Regions from separate parts of the Mus musculus genome. Here region 1 is linked to region 2. The links are chromatin loops, found by intact Hi-C in ENCODE. Cell type or tissue: left cerebral cortex. All regions are shown on one strand. Each heading gives the region's core, and the rest is flanking DNA. Links, peaks and the distances in the headings are about the cores only. Region 1 has its middle 110 kb from the start of Gm24288. Region 2 has its middle 140 kb from the start of Gm24288.

Region 1 (8,347 bases), core at 167-8,166, 250 kb before region 2:
ATTGGTTGAAAGTATATTTTATTGGATATTTTAACAGCTACTGCAGCTTACTTCTTGGGTCCATTTGCTTGGAAACATTTTTCGAGCCCTTTACTCTGAGGGTAATGTCTATATTTATGGCTGAAGTGTGTGTTTTGTATGCAGCAAAATAGTGGATCCTGTTTTTGCATCTATATGGTTAGCCTTTTTCTTTTTCTTTTTTTTTAATTGGGGAATGGAGTCCATTAACGTTTAGAGATATTAATGAGCAGTGATTGTTATTTTCTGTTATTTTAATAATGATAGTGTTAGTGTGTGTACATGTGTGTACGTGTGTGTGCATGTGTGAGTGTGTGAGTGTTTGTGTGTGTGTGTGTGTGTGCTTTCCTTGTTTTTGCTGGTATGAAATTACGTACATCCTGTATTTTCTTGGATGCAGTTATTCTTCTTAGTTTGGAGTTTTCCTTCTAGTATTTTCTATAGGACTGGATTTGTGGATAGATATTGCTTGAATCTGGATTTGTCTTGAAATATCTTGTTTTCAACATCTATCGTGATTGAGAGTTTTTCTGGGTATACTAGTCTCTGTTGGCATCTTTGGTTTTTTTAGAGGTTGCAAGACATCATTCTAGGCCCTTTTAGCTTTTAGGATCTCTGTTGAGAAGTTGGGTTTAATTCTGATAGTTCTGCCTTTGTATGTAACCTGGCATTTTTCCACTGCTGCCTTTAATATTCTATTTTTGTTCTGTAGATTTTGTGTTTTGATTATAATGAGCCAGGCAGGTTTTCTTTCCTGGTCCAATCTATTTGGTGTTCTATAAGCTTCTTCCATGTTTATAAGTATCTCTTTCTTTAGGTTGGGAAAGTTTTCTTTTATTGTTTTTTTGAGAATAATATTCTGGGCCATTAGCTGGGACTCTTCTTCTTTTATTCTTATTCTCCTATTCTTAAATCTTTTCATGGTATCCCAGATTTCCTGGATATCCTTTGTGAGAAAATTTTAGCTTTAACATTTTCTTTGAGTGATGTATTAATTTTTTCTATTATATCTTCTGTGCCTGAGATTATCTCTTTCATCTATTGTATTCTTTGGGGATGCTTGCATCTCCTGTTCGTGCTCTCTTTCCTAGATTTTCCATCTTCAGGATTTCTTCAGATTGTGTTTTCTTGATTGCTTCTCTTTCCACTTTCAAGTCTTGTCCAGTTTTATTTATTCCCTTCACTTGTTTAATTATATTTTTCTGTATGGCTTTAAAGAGAAAATGAATAAATCCATTTAAGAAATACAGAAAATACAACCAAAGAGATAAAGGTCCTTAAAGAAGAAACTAATAAAGACTCTATTATCATTATGAGATTGGATTTAGGGTAATTTTCTTGTGGTTCAGCTGTGTTAGATTATCCAGGGCTTCCTCTAGTGGGTTATCTGTGCTTTGGAGGTGTCATATTGCCCTAGCTCTTGTTCACTGTGATCTTTTGAGGGTTTTTAGGCATCAGGATAGTTTAGGTCCCTGGATGTTTTTGTTGTCATTGGAAGACCTCTATTGTCCTGGTGCGGCAGACCTCTGATGGGTATCCTTGGCCTGTATAGTTTTGAACCTGCAGTTCTGTGTGCTTCAGGAACCTCAGGTCTGATGAAAGTGGAAGGAGAGGTGTCAAGAGACAAAAAGCTCCCCAAGGATAGCAGGCTGCTCAGGGCAACTTGGTTTGGCCCAGAGGACTCGGCAAACAGGGAAGATGTGTGGGTTCAGGGAAGCTTACATCTATGGTTCAGGAGACTCAGCTTTGATGAAAGGGGTTGGGGAGGCAGCAGGAGAATGGAGGTTCCACTGGGATAGCATAGTGCTCAGGGTATCTTGACTTGGCCCAGTGAGCTCAGAGAGCAGGAAAGATGGTAGGGGAAGGAAAGTGAACCTGTATGATTCAGAAGTCTGATGGAGGTGAAGTAGAGACAGTGGGAGAATGGAGATCTTCTTGATACAGACTCTTCTAAATTTTACTTAAAAAAAAATCTTAGTGCTGGGCGTGGTGGCACACCCTTTTAATCCCAGCACTCAGGAGGCAGAGGCAGGCAGATTTCTGAGTTCTAGGCCAGCCTGGTCTACAAAGTGAGTCCCAGGACAGCCAGGGCTACACAGAGAAACACTGTCTAGAAAAACAAACAAACAAACAAACAAACAAAAAATCTTAAATGGTAAATATCTTACCCAGCTTATAGAAAAGCATGTACATTTTCAGGTTTCCTCATTCTTTACATTATAAATTGCAATAGCTTTTCTATCAACTGTGTAGTCTAATGAGCTAATTTAATTTATTAAATCATAACTGGAGTCAGTATAAGCACTTGTAGCTAGACATCCATTCGTTCTGCCTCTAGAGTACCTTAATATGTATTAGGGTTAGTATGAATATAAGTTTTTAACAACTATGTTCATATTTGAAATATAATGAAAGGATATTCATTAATCCTTAAAGGAACTTATATGTAGTGAAAACTAACAATTTTAATGGACTCTTGCTTGGAATTAGAGGGATTTTGTATGACTCATATCTCATTTTAATGAACTCTTGCTTGGATTAAAGTGATTTTTAGTGTAGCTCATATCTCTGTGTGTTCATTTTCACATGTATGAAAGCAGATACATAACATCACTGGCTCTGCTAACTAAAATGGGATTCAACATTAAATAGGCACACATTATTCTTAGAAGTTGTCTTCTATGCACTGTTTCTTAGTAAAAGGAAGTGAGCTCCTTATCTACTAGGCAAGAAAAGTCCTAGATTAACATGAGATATATTGTGCTGGAAAAACTCAAAACAGAATATACTGAATGTTATTTCCATGCAAAGTGAACTGATCATCCTTCTAATTCAGATATCCATTTGAGAAACTTGGAGAACGTTAACATAAATATTATTCCTTATAATAATACTGTTCATGTACACTTTGAGAAACAAGCAAAACTTAAACATTTTATAAAGATCAAAGTATTTATATAATTGTAAATGTGTCTCAGTAAACTTAAATGCAAAAAAGAAGACACCAACTATGCTGCAGCAAACCTTAGTAACAGTTTATAAAATGACTAAGGTGAACATCCTTTAAAATGTACAGGTAAAAACCGTGTTCTGGAGAACTGGAGAGATGAGTCCATGTTTAAGAGCACTTGGGGACCTTGAAGATGATTTGTGTTCAATTCCTAGCATTGAAATGGCAGTTTACAACCACCTGAAACTCCAGCTACACTGTGTCTGACAGGCTGCTCTGGGCCATCTTCTCTGACTGAACATAGACCCAACAGTCCTCTGCAATATATGTGTTGGGAACCTCATATCATCTGGTTTATGCTGCTGGTTGGTGTTCCAGTGTCTGAGATCTTGGGGGTCCAGTATAATTGAGACTGCTGATTCTCCTACAGGGTTGCCCTCCTCCTCAGCTTCTTCCAGCTTTTCCCTAATTCAACCACAGGGGTTAGCAGGTTCTGTTCATTGGTTGGGTGCAAATATCTGCATCTGACTCTTTAAGCTGCTTGCTTTTGGAGGGCAGTCATGATAGGTTCCTTTTTGTGTGCGTTCGATAGCCTCAGCAATAGTGTCAGGACTTAGGGCCTCCCTTTGTTATGGATCCCACATTGAGCCTGTTGCTACAATTTTACTTTAAAAAGAAAAGTAGAGAAAGAGTTTTTTGATTTGTTTTGATTACCCATGGCATATTCTAAGTGAAAAAAAGTTAAATCCATTCCACAGACCCACAGTTTATTTTCTTTTGGAAAAATCTTATGTGTCAGTTCCCTTGATATGTACTAAATGCTGCAGCTACAACAGGATCAGTCTGAATGAGAATAATTTGTGACATGTACATTCATTTATAAAAAGAAATAACTGTTATGTAAAGAAACAATTTATATAAGAGACCTTAGAAATCTGACTTAAATATTTCATATTTTCTTACAAATGAATATATGCATTAGATTCTTTTTGATATTTATATCTGAGGAACGAAAGATGTGTTAGTCAGCCTGCCTTGTATGAGCTCCAATTCTGAAGTAGGAATGTGGAAAGAAAATGGCAATTGGAAGGAAAGGCTGATTTGGGTTTGGTTTCCATCTGCTTACATTGCTCTTCTCTGAGTAAGAACAAATGCATGGGCTTTGACATATAAAAGTCCAAGTAGAAGTAGAGCTTAGTATCTAGGGAACACAGAGGTAAAGGGCAATATCCCACAGTCCAGTTGCAATAAAGCATGGGGCGTGGCATTATTTTCCTAGGAAAACATGACAGATGAAGTAGTTGAAACACAATGACTTTATGCATAATAAGGTATGTGTATATGCTGATGAATGCATGTAAAACTGTGTAGATATGTATGTGTGAGTGAACATGAAGTTCAGCTGTCAGTCTTATATTAGATGTCATGATGTTATTCCTCGGGAGTTTTTCTGTCAGTGTATTTGAAATAATTTTAATAAAAATAAAAAATCCTTGCAGATTAGTTGGGTTCAATCCCCAGCGTTGATTTGGCCCTTAAAACCACCTATAACTCCAGCTACACTGTATCTGATACCCTGTTCTGGTCTCTACAGTTACTACATACATACATTACACACACATACAATCATACACATAAAATATTAATAGATATATCTTTAAAAATAGCAATGTTATGTCCACATCTGCTGGTGAGGAAAACACATCATCAAATCATCATAGATGTATTCCATTTTATCTAAACACATTGACCACATATACTCATCACTACCTTCTTTCAACTTCCAGCTATCCCAAAACCTGTCTCTCCCAACATCAGGTCTCTTCTCACGTTTTCATTTTTTTATTAATACCCTGAGTACATTTAGTGCTGCCTTTATGCACATGGGTGTGAGACCATATACTAGGACCCCCCAAAAACCTATAAGCAGTCATGTTTTCCAATGAATATGACTATCTTTTTCTCAGCAGCTGTCAGCAGCCAGAATCTCCTTTGAGGAGGTGTGGTGTCAAGAATGTCTCTTCTAGCTATGTGGGCTTTTAATTGTCTTGTTTTGTTTAGGTAACCATTGAGGGTGGATCTCTCTCTCTCTCTCTCTCTCTCTCTCTCTCTCTCTCTCTCTCTCTCTCTCTGGAATTTAGGGATAACCAACTGAGTCTAGACTTGTTGAACAAAGTTCAGGGATTCAAAATCATTCCACTATATTTTATTTGTTATCTGAGTTTTGAGGATCAAGTTCCTATCATTGGGACTTCAAGTCAAGCATGTAATGATACATATCAGCCTTAAAGAAATTACTCTTGATTCTGGTTTGATTTTTGCTTCAGTTTTCATATAGCCTCTTCCAGAGGTTCCATGATATGGCTATTTAAAGTAACTTTAAAGGGTTTTTCTGTAGCATGTATTGGTATTTTGCTTTCATCATGAGTGTGCAAGAGTCAGTGAATGTCAACAGATGAATCAGATCCCATCAAAATTGCAAGCATTTCTAAGTAGGAGATCAAACCTGGTCTTCAATAAGAACAGCAGATGTTCTTAACTGCTGAATCAGTTCTGTTGCCTTGGGGGGTGGGTGTTTTAATGAGTAAATAATAAGAAATAAGCTTTGAGATATAATGTGGTAACATAAGTTTTCAGGTCAAATTAAAATGAGTGAGCTAAAGCACTCTTTGCATTATTGCATAGAGCTTGGTAATTAAGGTACTTTGGCTTTCTCCAGTAATGCACAGCCTTTTCTTGCTTAACTATGCCTTCTGTCCATTCTAGGACAATCTACCACAAAAATATGAGATTAGTCTGGGTTGTGACTGTGGGAAGGTATACTTCTGAGAATTGAACGGGCTGTGATGAAAAGATCATCTGCACTCACTGCATTCTTTAAAACAAACCTGTAGAATGGGATTACTATGATATTCTGATACTTAGTTCATTTGTAAATGTTCTGAGAAAATCCTTGTTCAACAGGAAATTGAAGGACAAAGACAAAAGCCATCCACTGATAACTCCTGTGATATCTTTTCTAACTGGTCCTTCATTTCCAGTCCCAGATAAAAAATCATGATATTGAATGTATTAAGTAAGTTCAGTGTCCACAATATTTACAGAAAGCAAATGTTTACCTCTGCACACTGATAGGGTTCACATTCCCAGCATCGCCTCTAAATACCAGGACCCACTACAGGTCTTCCATTCTTGCTGTTCTGTGTCACAGGGTAATTTCAAAGCATGTGGCATATAAGAGCTAATTTAGTCTGAGAGACACCTATACATGGCATTATCCCAATTTAAAAGGAAATAAAAGCAAAGTACTGAGCTTGTGGTATAGTTCAGTTCATAGAGTACATACCTACCATGCACAAAGCCCTGCGTTTGACTCCCTAGCACAATATAAATCAGCTATAGTGGTACATGCCTGTAATACCGACACTTGGGAAGTAGAGGTACAAGAATCAGAAGTTCAAAATAACTTTTTGATGCATAGCAAGTTCAAGCAGGTGACATGAGACCCTGTTAACAATATATGTATCTCCCAAATTGTCTTCACAACAATACAGTTATGTGTGTGTGCTTGAATATGTGCACGTGTGTATAGTACATTAATATTTTTGTCTGTTGATTTGTGTGTTCCTGCATGTGTGTGTGCACCTGCACATGTGTATGTTTGCATATATGTGTATGTGCACTTCTGTGCACATTTGGTGCTGCTTGTTTTCATGCTAGTTATAAACTGTTATTGTAGAACTCTGATTTCTTGCTTGCCTTTGTTTCTTCTTGGCTTTATTATCCTTCAGTCTTTAGTTTTCACTGATTCTGAAAAGCTGATCAGTCTATTCCTCATTGTCACCTCTCCTAGGAGCAGACATATGCCAGGTGTTTCAGGATGATAAAACACTGTGTGCTGCTTCCATGGCTGTAAAGCTGAGAAAGTGACTTCAGCTCCCATTCATTCTCAGCTTGTTTGCTTCATCGGTTTAAATGTCTGCAGACAACAATCAACGAGGAAAGAATAACAACACTTCTAATCTCCTCTTTTGATATTACTCTATCATTTCAAGCTTAAAGTAGACCAGTGGTTTTTTCCTCATTTGTTTTCCTCTCTAATAAAACCCTGACAGCTCAAGCAATGTGTTATAAGACCTTGAAAAGAGATTAAAACTTTCTATTCTCACTCTTTCTTAGTTAGTCATGCGAAATCATCACTTACACTTCCTGTTATTTTATTATTTCTTGTTTTTATATACACACCCTGAGTGTTTCTTTGAATGTGCACTTCCTTATGGAATATCCTTCTGTCTTGAAACAATATTTTGTAAAATAGTCTAGAGTTCAAAGTTTGGCATTTAAATATAAGTAGGATATTTGGCAATCTGAATTTTTAAAATGGAAAATTTTGTAATTGCAAATATTACAGAAATAGATCAAACATGACATAGTTGCCTTAGCTGTTAACAGCTTCTGTGATAGCAAGTTGTCTGCTGAGAAACCTAGAGAAATCATGGATAACTGAGTGAAACAAAAAGTTGGAGAAATACCTGAACATTACTATTCCTGAAACAGAAACAACTGAATGCACTGAAGTCAGGGGAGATCCTGAGGGGAAAATCCAAAGTGGCAGCTGCTTGTGCCCAGGCTGAAGGTCTAGTTGATGTCTGTAAACAATGACTGTAGGGACAGTGAGCTGGATCACAAGGACTGGACAAACTGTTAGTGTTAAGTACTCATGATGAAATATTCTGAAGTAGACATTAAATTCTCATCATGACTCCTCCTGGGGTCACTGTTACAGACAACATGTGATAGTCTCACCTCCTGAGAGTGAGAAGTGCCATGGGGGGCGATTCCGGGAGCCCAGAGCTCTTGAACAGTGCAGGTTCTGAAGTCCAAGGTTGAGAGTTATGCTTCATGCTTAATATAATCTACATAGATGGTTCCCAATGATAATCCTAGGAATTACCATCAAGGGTTAAAACACTCTCCTCTAATCTCTCCACACTAGCGCCCTTCCTTCTTTCACCCAAGGAGTCCAGACTTCACACTGATGAAACAACCTTGGAAATAGGCGATGAACCAGTAGAAGAAAGAAATACAGATGGGTGTGGGGTGTGGTCATGGAAGCAGACAGAAGGCCTCCTGAGTGCCCAGGAAACTACTTCCTGCCATTGCCAGCCACAGTGAGCATAGTAACCACACTATTCAACTCAGCACTTGTTTCGCCCCAGAAACTCAATCCAAATGGTAATTTGTTTAAATTGCACTGGGGAAATATACTGCAATTTTGGTTTATAGGTTTGAATTGGAGTTTTGTATTATAACTCCCCATGAGCCCAGTTTGCTAAAAAGAACATCATAAGAAGGGAGGAGTTCAAAGCCCACCCAATC
Region 2 (8,347 bases), core at 171-8,170:
TGTATGATGCATGTTTGCAAGTATAAGATGCATGCATGTGTGTGTGTGTGTGTGTGTGTGTGTGTGTGTGTGTGAATATGGAAGTACAAGGTTGACATAAGAAGGCTATATGCCTTATTCACTGGGTCAGGGGATTACATTTAAACCTTGAGTTCAAATGTATTTATAGTCTGGCTAGGTAATGCTCCAAAAATCTCTTCTCTTCCTCTTATAAATGTTTGAATTACATTTGGGCCACAGTGCTTGTTTGGTCTTAACGCTTGCACAGCCAACACTTTAAACACTGACCCATATCCTCAGACTTAATTTGTGCATCTTCTGTTTTGTGTGATTTTATGACAATTAAGTAATTTTACAGTAAATCCAATGGGAATAATGGAATAATTTTATCACCCTAACAGTGTTTTGTCATTTTCATATTTTCTAACATTTTTACAAGTTAATAACTTTATATAGCCATCACTTCCTATTCTTTTGACCAAATAATTAAAGTGAAACCAAGGGGATATAATTTTTGTTCATGGTTTATGGTTTCAGAAAGTTTGTAATCATATAGACTTATTAGTCATGTGCTTGGGCAGGACATCCTGTCAGTGGATGACTGTGTAGAAAGAAACGTGTTTATATTATGATGAACTTCAAACAGAGAGACAGAGAACGTAAAAGCCAGGGATAATAGGACCCCCACCAATCAACTACCAATAATCCTTGAATTTTGTCCTACCTGCTACCATTTCCAAATTTTTCCACAGTAGAACTCCCTCTTAGAGATTGAGTGTTAAAATAGTGATGTATATTTCATGTTCAAATCATAGCAATTTCTAAAAGAAAAGAGATTATAATGAAATCAATGAAGATGAAGACAGGAATAAAATTTTAAAAATACTGATAGCTACCTGTAAAACTAGAGATGGTTTTATGCTAGAATTTGATTTGATTTCTTTTCTCAAAACCTTTGGTAATTTTATGGTTCAGAGTCCAGGTGTTGCTATTGAGTATGCACTGTGGTGAAAGTTTTCCCACGTGTCCATCTAACAAAGAACTGATTTCAGTGGTTGACTTGATTGTCTTGTCCAATTTGCCTCATGCAGAGCTTAGAGTCCTGTCTGAGCTAGATATATTCCAGACATCCAGTTAAATTACTGAAAAAAAAAAAAAAACCACATTAAAAAATTGTTGAATTTATCTTTGAACCCAGGATGGTATCTGAGATAAATCTTGAAGACTAGAGGGTTTTAAAAGATGATTTGAACGGAACTAAATCTCAGAATAGCACAACAGAACATTCATTTGCTTGGGTATTTACTAGAGTAGCACTCAGGACTTTGACATCATTATAAATCAAAATGTCAACAGTATGAATTGTATTTGGAAATGAGTAGGCAGCCAGTACGGACTCTAGAGTACAGCTGGTATATGCTGTTCAAATCCAGTGACCTTAAGCATATTGCCACTGCTGTTCTGTTCCAGCTGGGCTCAGGGTGTCACTCAGGGTAATTATCCCAAAGCAGATTATTATAATTAGTTCTCAATCATTTATGGTCCAAACTTCATAAATCAGGAAAAATAGAATATGTCATATAGTTAATAAAATATCATGTATTACATAAAGAAATAATTTTAAACCACCCTATATATGCTTCTAAAAATTTGTAAGATTAAATAGAATATTTTATGTATAAATAGAATATTTGTAAATATTAAATAGAATATTTTATGTAATATCTACATACCTAAATGTCAGTAAAACATCTTAAATGTATTATCCAGTTTAATGTGAATTGTATGTATGCCAAGAAAATATAACTTTGAGTGTTATTGTTTTACAACTTTCTAGGAACCAATCAAATGAACTTATCTGTGTCTAAGTCAAATGCACAAGAAAAATCATGTTTTTTTCATAGTATTAAGCAATGAACTTAGATTATGATACCTACTACATATTATATGTCAAAATATTATCTGTGTTTCTAAATTTATTAATAGTTACATTGCAACAAATACCACATAACAATAAATCAAACAAGGGAGAGTGTTGGACCTTATTAAATGAATATTTGCCATCTATTACTAGTCTATTAGAATAGTCAAAACATATACTTATCTTCAAAGACTATTTTTGTTTTTTGTCCCCAGTGCTGGTGAGAACCACACCTACTAAGCAAAACCAAGTAGTGCTAACAGCTGGGCTTGTGCCCTCATACCTGAGACAGCTTCTCTTTTGGCCCAAGGGAAGCAATTTTGGACTAATCAAATTTATGTGCTTCTAGTGTTTTTTTTGTTGTTGTTGTTGTTGTTGTTGTTGTTTGTTTTGTTTTGTTTTGTTTTCTTAATGATATGCTCACAGAGTATCTAAAACATGCTTGACTTTGGAGTGACCTATGGAAATATAGTAGGAATCAAGTTCCTTGATGGATTTTGATGGACAAAGGGACAAAGTGTTTATTTTGACCATTCTCCAAATAAGTTGTTTCTTCATACGCACTCAATGGATGTACCCTTTATTTAATCAATACTAATTCTTATCAAGACAAGGTTAGTAGAAGTTAACTCTTGCCTATAATACTAGTTGGACTTTTCTTCTGATACCATGTCATGATATTAAACATAGGCACATTTCATCTCAAGTATTCATAAAAAGAAAATCTACCCAGAGCCTGACAAAAAAAACAAAACAAAACATATTTTAGCTAAAGTATGAAAATGCCACACAGGCATTGTGGTTAAGCCACTAGACCTGTGATTCTCTTTGGACCTCTCCCAACCTGTGGCGTCTGACTGTGCTTTTCCTCAAAGCATCCTGTATGTCAACTTTCAGAACAGAGAGATCGATAGTTTTCTTTTTCTCTCTCTCTCTGTATTTCTTTTTTTTTTTATTATTACGTATTTTCCTCAATTACATTTCCAATGCTATCCCAAAAGTCCCCCATAGCCTCCCCCAACTCCCCTACCCACGCATTCCCACTTTTTGGCCCTGGCGTTCCCCTGTACTGGGGCATATAAAGTTTGCCTGTCCAATGGGACTCTCTTTCCAGTGATGGCCGACTAGGCCATCTTTTGATACATATGCAGCTAGAGTCAAGAGCTCCGGGGTACTGGTTAGTTCATAATGTTGTTGCACCTACAGGGTTGCAGATCTCTTTAGCTCCTTGGATACTTTCTCTAACTTCTCCATTGGGGGCCCTGTGATCCATCCAATAGCTGACTGTGAGCATCCACTTCTGTGTTTGCTAGGCCCCAGCCTAGTCTCACTAGAGACAGCTATATCTGTGGCTACTTCTTCCTTTATGTTTTTAATCCCTTCTTCTTACCTTTTCATGCTTTAAATGTTGCATTACCTGAGTGATTATTCTTGAAAGTGTCCTTTTGTTATCTTCTCTCATTTCCTACATATTTTATGTAGCTTTGTGTGTAGACAATCTCTATGCTGATCACACTGTTGATACAATAGAAACTTTCATTGCATTCCAGGTTAGAAGCACAGTTTCTACCATGTCCACATTGTACTTCCCAGGTCTTCTATATCTGCTTTCCCATTTCTGGCAAGCCAGAGTTACACGGTGAGACTATGTATTTAAAGGAAAAGAATAACAAAGTAATTTATTGTTGCATAGCTGAAAGTAGAAATAAAAACAGCTGAGATATTTCTACTTGATAATATAAATGTAGCACTCGCATTTAAATATGTAAAATTTGCACATTCTATAGTTTTTTGTTTAGTTTTGTTTTTTGTTTGTTTGTTTGTTTGTTTTGTTTTTAATAGTATCTCCAAGTAGTACTGGCCATCATGGAGCTTACTATGTAGACCACACTAGCTGGCTTGAAACTCACTGAAATCTTCCTACTTCTTGTATACTGAGAGTAAAGAAATATGCCTCCATGACTGCCTTATAATTACTTTCCAAAGAAATATATAGAATTTCAGTCAATCGTTGTTCATTTTGTGAGTCAACATACTACGAAAATATAACACATATTTAAACTTTATTCTTCTGTTCTTTGGTGAATTAGTATCTAATCTAAAAGTAATATTGGTAATACATTAGTATTTACACGTTAAACTTTTTAACTTAAAGAAAATATATAGCTTCAAAATATGACTTACTTCCCATCCAAGGCTGCACATAGTGAGAACTTGTCTTTAAAAAATTAAACCGAGCTGGGCATGGTGGCGCATGCCTTTAATCCCAGCACTCGGGAGGCAGAGGCAGGCAGATTTCTGAGTTCGAGGCCAGCCTGGTCTACAAAGTGAGTTCCAGGACAGCCAGGGCTACACAGAGAAACCATGTCTCAAAAAACTGAAAGAAATAAGAAAAAAGAAAACCAACCCAAAACCAGACATGATTTGCTTAGATTTTTGTGCCATAAAGCATGAGCTGAGCCATGCATCGTCCCTGTGGTTCCATAAATGTATTTCGTTTACATGTTTGCAATAAAATCACTACATTAATTTTCAAAACTAAAAGGTTTTGAACAAACTGAACATTAGTAATATTCAAATATTGACAGAAGCTGTCTTCAAAATGACTTCCTGAGTTATTTTATAGCTATGTATATGGACATATGTACACCTAACATTCAGCAAGTTCCTGTTTTGTTTTCATTTTCTTTTATAAATACCCATATCCACAAAAAGATGAGAAACCTACTTTTTACTGTAGATTTTACTAAAAAATAAAATTGTATGTTGCTTTAAATTTTGTTGTGTCTGGGACAATTTAAATCCCCGATAGACATCCTTTGATTTTATCGAAACAGAAACAAAGATGCCCGAGGATTTCTACAGATTCACACCTTCATGGTGAAATGGAATAGTGAGGATCCAGCCCCCATAAGTGGTTGTGTTTATTGCTCTGTGGGCCCTGCAGCTGCTTTACAGAAGCTGGGGGAGGACATCTCAAAGTGCAGGTGGCTACTGGCTCGCCTTCGGTAGTGACTCAAGCATTTAGTCTGGAAAGGAGGCCAGGTGGTCCTTGGGGAATTATAGAAAGTAGCATGTAGAAGCTGAAATGAGAAAAACCTGGGGAATAAACACAAAAGCATGTGTTCACAGGGCACGCTGGAAGGAATGCCAACTCAGCAGAAATATGGTAACTAGGCCAGTCGGCACTGTCTCCTTAGTTTAAATTATTCCTAAGAAATTCTTTCCTGTCTCATTCTTAACCTTCACTTCTGCTGTATTTTCAATTGTGAAAAAAAAAGTATAAATTAGGGAAACAGACTCAAATTCAGCAAATTCAATGTTATGTCCTTACAGAGCCTTTGGCTATAGTTCCTCCAACTTATAAATACACAATCCTGCTGATATTGACTGATGATTTATGATTTTTACTTTTCATTTGATTATACATTTTTCTCTTTCAGTGTAAATTATGCAAAACATTAGTGTATTAATAAGTAGTTTTCATTCATTTTTAACCATTCATATTAAGAATTTGCAAGTATCAGTGATTAATCTCTTTAATTTGATAAGCTTCATACACATAGCATTATGTGTCAGTTCTTGGAAAATAGCTTACCAAGCACACGTATGCATGAGAATTTATGCTAATTAAACAAGAATAGAGGTCAGCTTTTCTAAGTAAGAACCTGTTCAACAATGGGTATTTATTTAGAATATAGTGAATGATGAGATTGAAACTATTAACATTTCCAAATTTCAGCCTGATTTTTAATTTCTTTTTCTTTTAACAGTCATGTTAAAAGATGGAGACCAGGTTATGTTTACAAGCTGATCATAAAAATTATATTAATTAAATTTCTGTTAATGGAAATAATTATATGAAACATTTTTTAAAAAATTAAGCATCTCATTAAATTATCAAGCCATGATAAATGAGAGACAATATTTCTATCTTTAATTTTAGTCAAGTAGCCTAAATCCCTGAGTCTGGGTAGGAACCCAGCCTAGCTGGTTCTAGATTCCTTACTCTTGAGGTTTGAATGGGAATGGCCTCCACAGCTTTATATCTTTGAATATCTAGTTCCCAGTTGGTAGAACTGTTTGGGAAGGATTAGAAGGTGTGACATTGTTGGAAGAGGTGTGTCACTGAGGGTAAACTTCTGGGTTTCAAAAGCCCACTCTGCTTAATATCATTTATCAGTGAGTACATACCATGTGCATTCTTTTGTGACTGGGTTATCTCACTCAGAATAGTAATTTCTAGTTCCACCCATTTGCCTGTGAATTTCATGAAGTCACTGTGTTTAATAGCTTAGTAGCACTCCATTCTGTAAATATACCACATTTTCTGTATCCATTCCTCTGTTGAGGAACATCTGGGTTGTTTCCAGCTTCTGGCTATTATAAATAAGTCTGCTATGAACATAGTGGAGCATGTGTCCTTTTTATACCTTGAAGCATCTTTTGGGTATATGTCCAAGTGTGGTATAGCTGGGTCCTCAGGTAGTTGACACCAAACCCAGACACTACTGCTGATGCCAAAAAGTGCTTGCTGACAGGAGCCTTATATAGATGTCTCCTGAGAGACTCTGCCAGTGCCTGAACAATACAGAGGCAGATGGTCACAGGCAATCATCGAACTGAGCAGGGGACCCCAATTAAGGAGTTAGGGGAAGGATTGAAGGAGCTGAAGTGGTTTGCAAAACTATAGGAAGAACAAAAACATCAACCAGACACCCCAGAGCTCCCAGGGACAAAATCACCAACCAAAGAGTACACATGGAGAGACCCATGCCTCCAGCTGCATTTGTAGCAGAAGATAGCCTTATCTGGCATCAGTAGGAGGAGAGGCACTTGGTCCTGTGAAGACTCTATGACCCAGTGTAAGGGAATAATAGGGTGGTGAAGTAAGAGTGGGTGGATTAGTGTGGAAGCAGTCTCATAGAAGCAGGGGGAGGGGAAATGGGATAGGGGATTTGTGGAGGCGAAACTGGGAAAAGGAATAACACTTGAAATGTAAATAAATAAAATAACCAACAAAAAAGAAAGTAACAAGTCAAAACAAAGTAACAACTCAAAAGATAGAACAACTTGTGGAAGTGAAATTGACATCAAAGTAGCCTGATAACTTTTGTGTTAATAACTTTCATTCCATCTACAGAAGTCAGATTTGTTATTCTGGACACTACAATAAAATCACATATATATGAAAAGGCCCACTCTTCCTTGATTTTGTGGCTCAAGAATTTTGTGTTCTCAACCACTGTACCAGTTTTACACCCACCTACTTCCTACATTGCTCCCCACCATGATGGACATGGACTCTAACCCCTGGAACCATACTAGAAATTTAATTCTTAATTCTTAAAGTTAACTTGGTTGTGATGTTTTCCAAAATACTGTATAATTCACTAGTCAATATTGCTGATAAATGAGCCTGGATGTAGAGGCAAACCTTAGAACACGGGTAACCCATAACTTTAATGACATGATATCACAAATGTGTTTGTGGTGTTGTTTGTGTTTTTTTTTCCTGTACAAAACTCAGAGATATCATTGTGTTAATGCAGTGAATTATTTCTTTTTAGGGGGACCTATTAAAAATTATAAATATGTATGAGAATCTAAAATGCCTTAACAAATGTATATATTCTTCAAGTTGGTTTTATCATTTATTCCCGTTTTACCCAAGATATCTATATTTAATGTGTGAATGTGTCAAAATCTGTCCATTCCATTATTACTAAAAAAAATTATATGCTTTTCCACCTTACTCTACCAATTGGTTTTGTAATGAACCTCCTTGTCACTCTAGAAATATGTAAAATTTTAGGCACAGATGCATGATAGTCAGCTAATATATTCTTTCCATAAGAATATTCTTGAAGGATATATCCTTGACACTGAATCTTATATGTCCTAGAGTGTGAATAATCGTCTGTGTATATATAGGTATAGGATGTTCTCTCAAGTTTTAAGTGTAAGAAGATTCTTTGCATGTATTTTTTTCACATGATCAAGTCCATATTATATGTCTGTATTTTATTTTACTTTAAAATAATTTATCACTATAAAGATTGAGATAGAGTCCATCAATGGTAAAATAATGTTTTTTCTTATTTTGAAAGGGAGGACAATGTAGGAGTTATTAAAGGTTTCTTTACTATGGTGATTTTCATTTATTTACTGGAGTTCAAATCTGGATAAGTAAAAAGGAAACACTGAAGGAGTCCTTGATAATACAGCTACCCAGTTCTGAATAAGACAGTGGTCATAGAAATGCAGGTTGAAATTGACTGCATAAAATTCCCTCTCTCTCTCTCTCTCTCTCTCTCTCTCTCCCTCTCTTTACTGAAATATTGCTGAAAAAGATAATTGGGAAGAAAGGAGAAAATTTCAAGGAGATGAAAATGTGTAAAAGAAGTCATTAGAATGTGAAGACAA

Evidence for each region. Hi-C counts contacts between places; a loop is a spot of excess contacts. Peaks named below come from ENCODE experiments on the same cell type or tissue, not always from the same donor. Only the 100,000 strongest peaks of a DNase experiment are listed, where the experiment ranks them.
Region 1: it touches region 2 in a loop (1.9-fold over the local background); 2 of 42 quality-filtered maps call a loop at or near these places.

Annotation. Positions count from the first base shown.
Region 1 is chr8:6,107,515-6,115,861 of GRCm38, forward strand. No RefSeq gene overlaps it. Among named protein-coding and RNA genes, the nearest start is that of Gm24288, 110 kb to the right of the region's middle. In left cerebral cortex, for the core only: no CTCF peak of the experiment used is centred there; a DNase peak (open chromatin) is centred at 4,047; H3K27ac peaks cover 2,163 bases.
Region 2 is chr8:6,356,666-6,365,012 of GRCm38, forward strand. No RefSeq gene overlaps it. Among named protein-coding and RNA genes, the nearest start is that of Gm24288, 140 kb to the left of the region's middle. In left cerebral cortex, for the core only: no CTCF peak of the experiment used is centred there; a DNase peak (open chromatin) is centred at 4,950.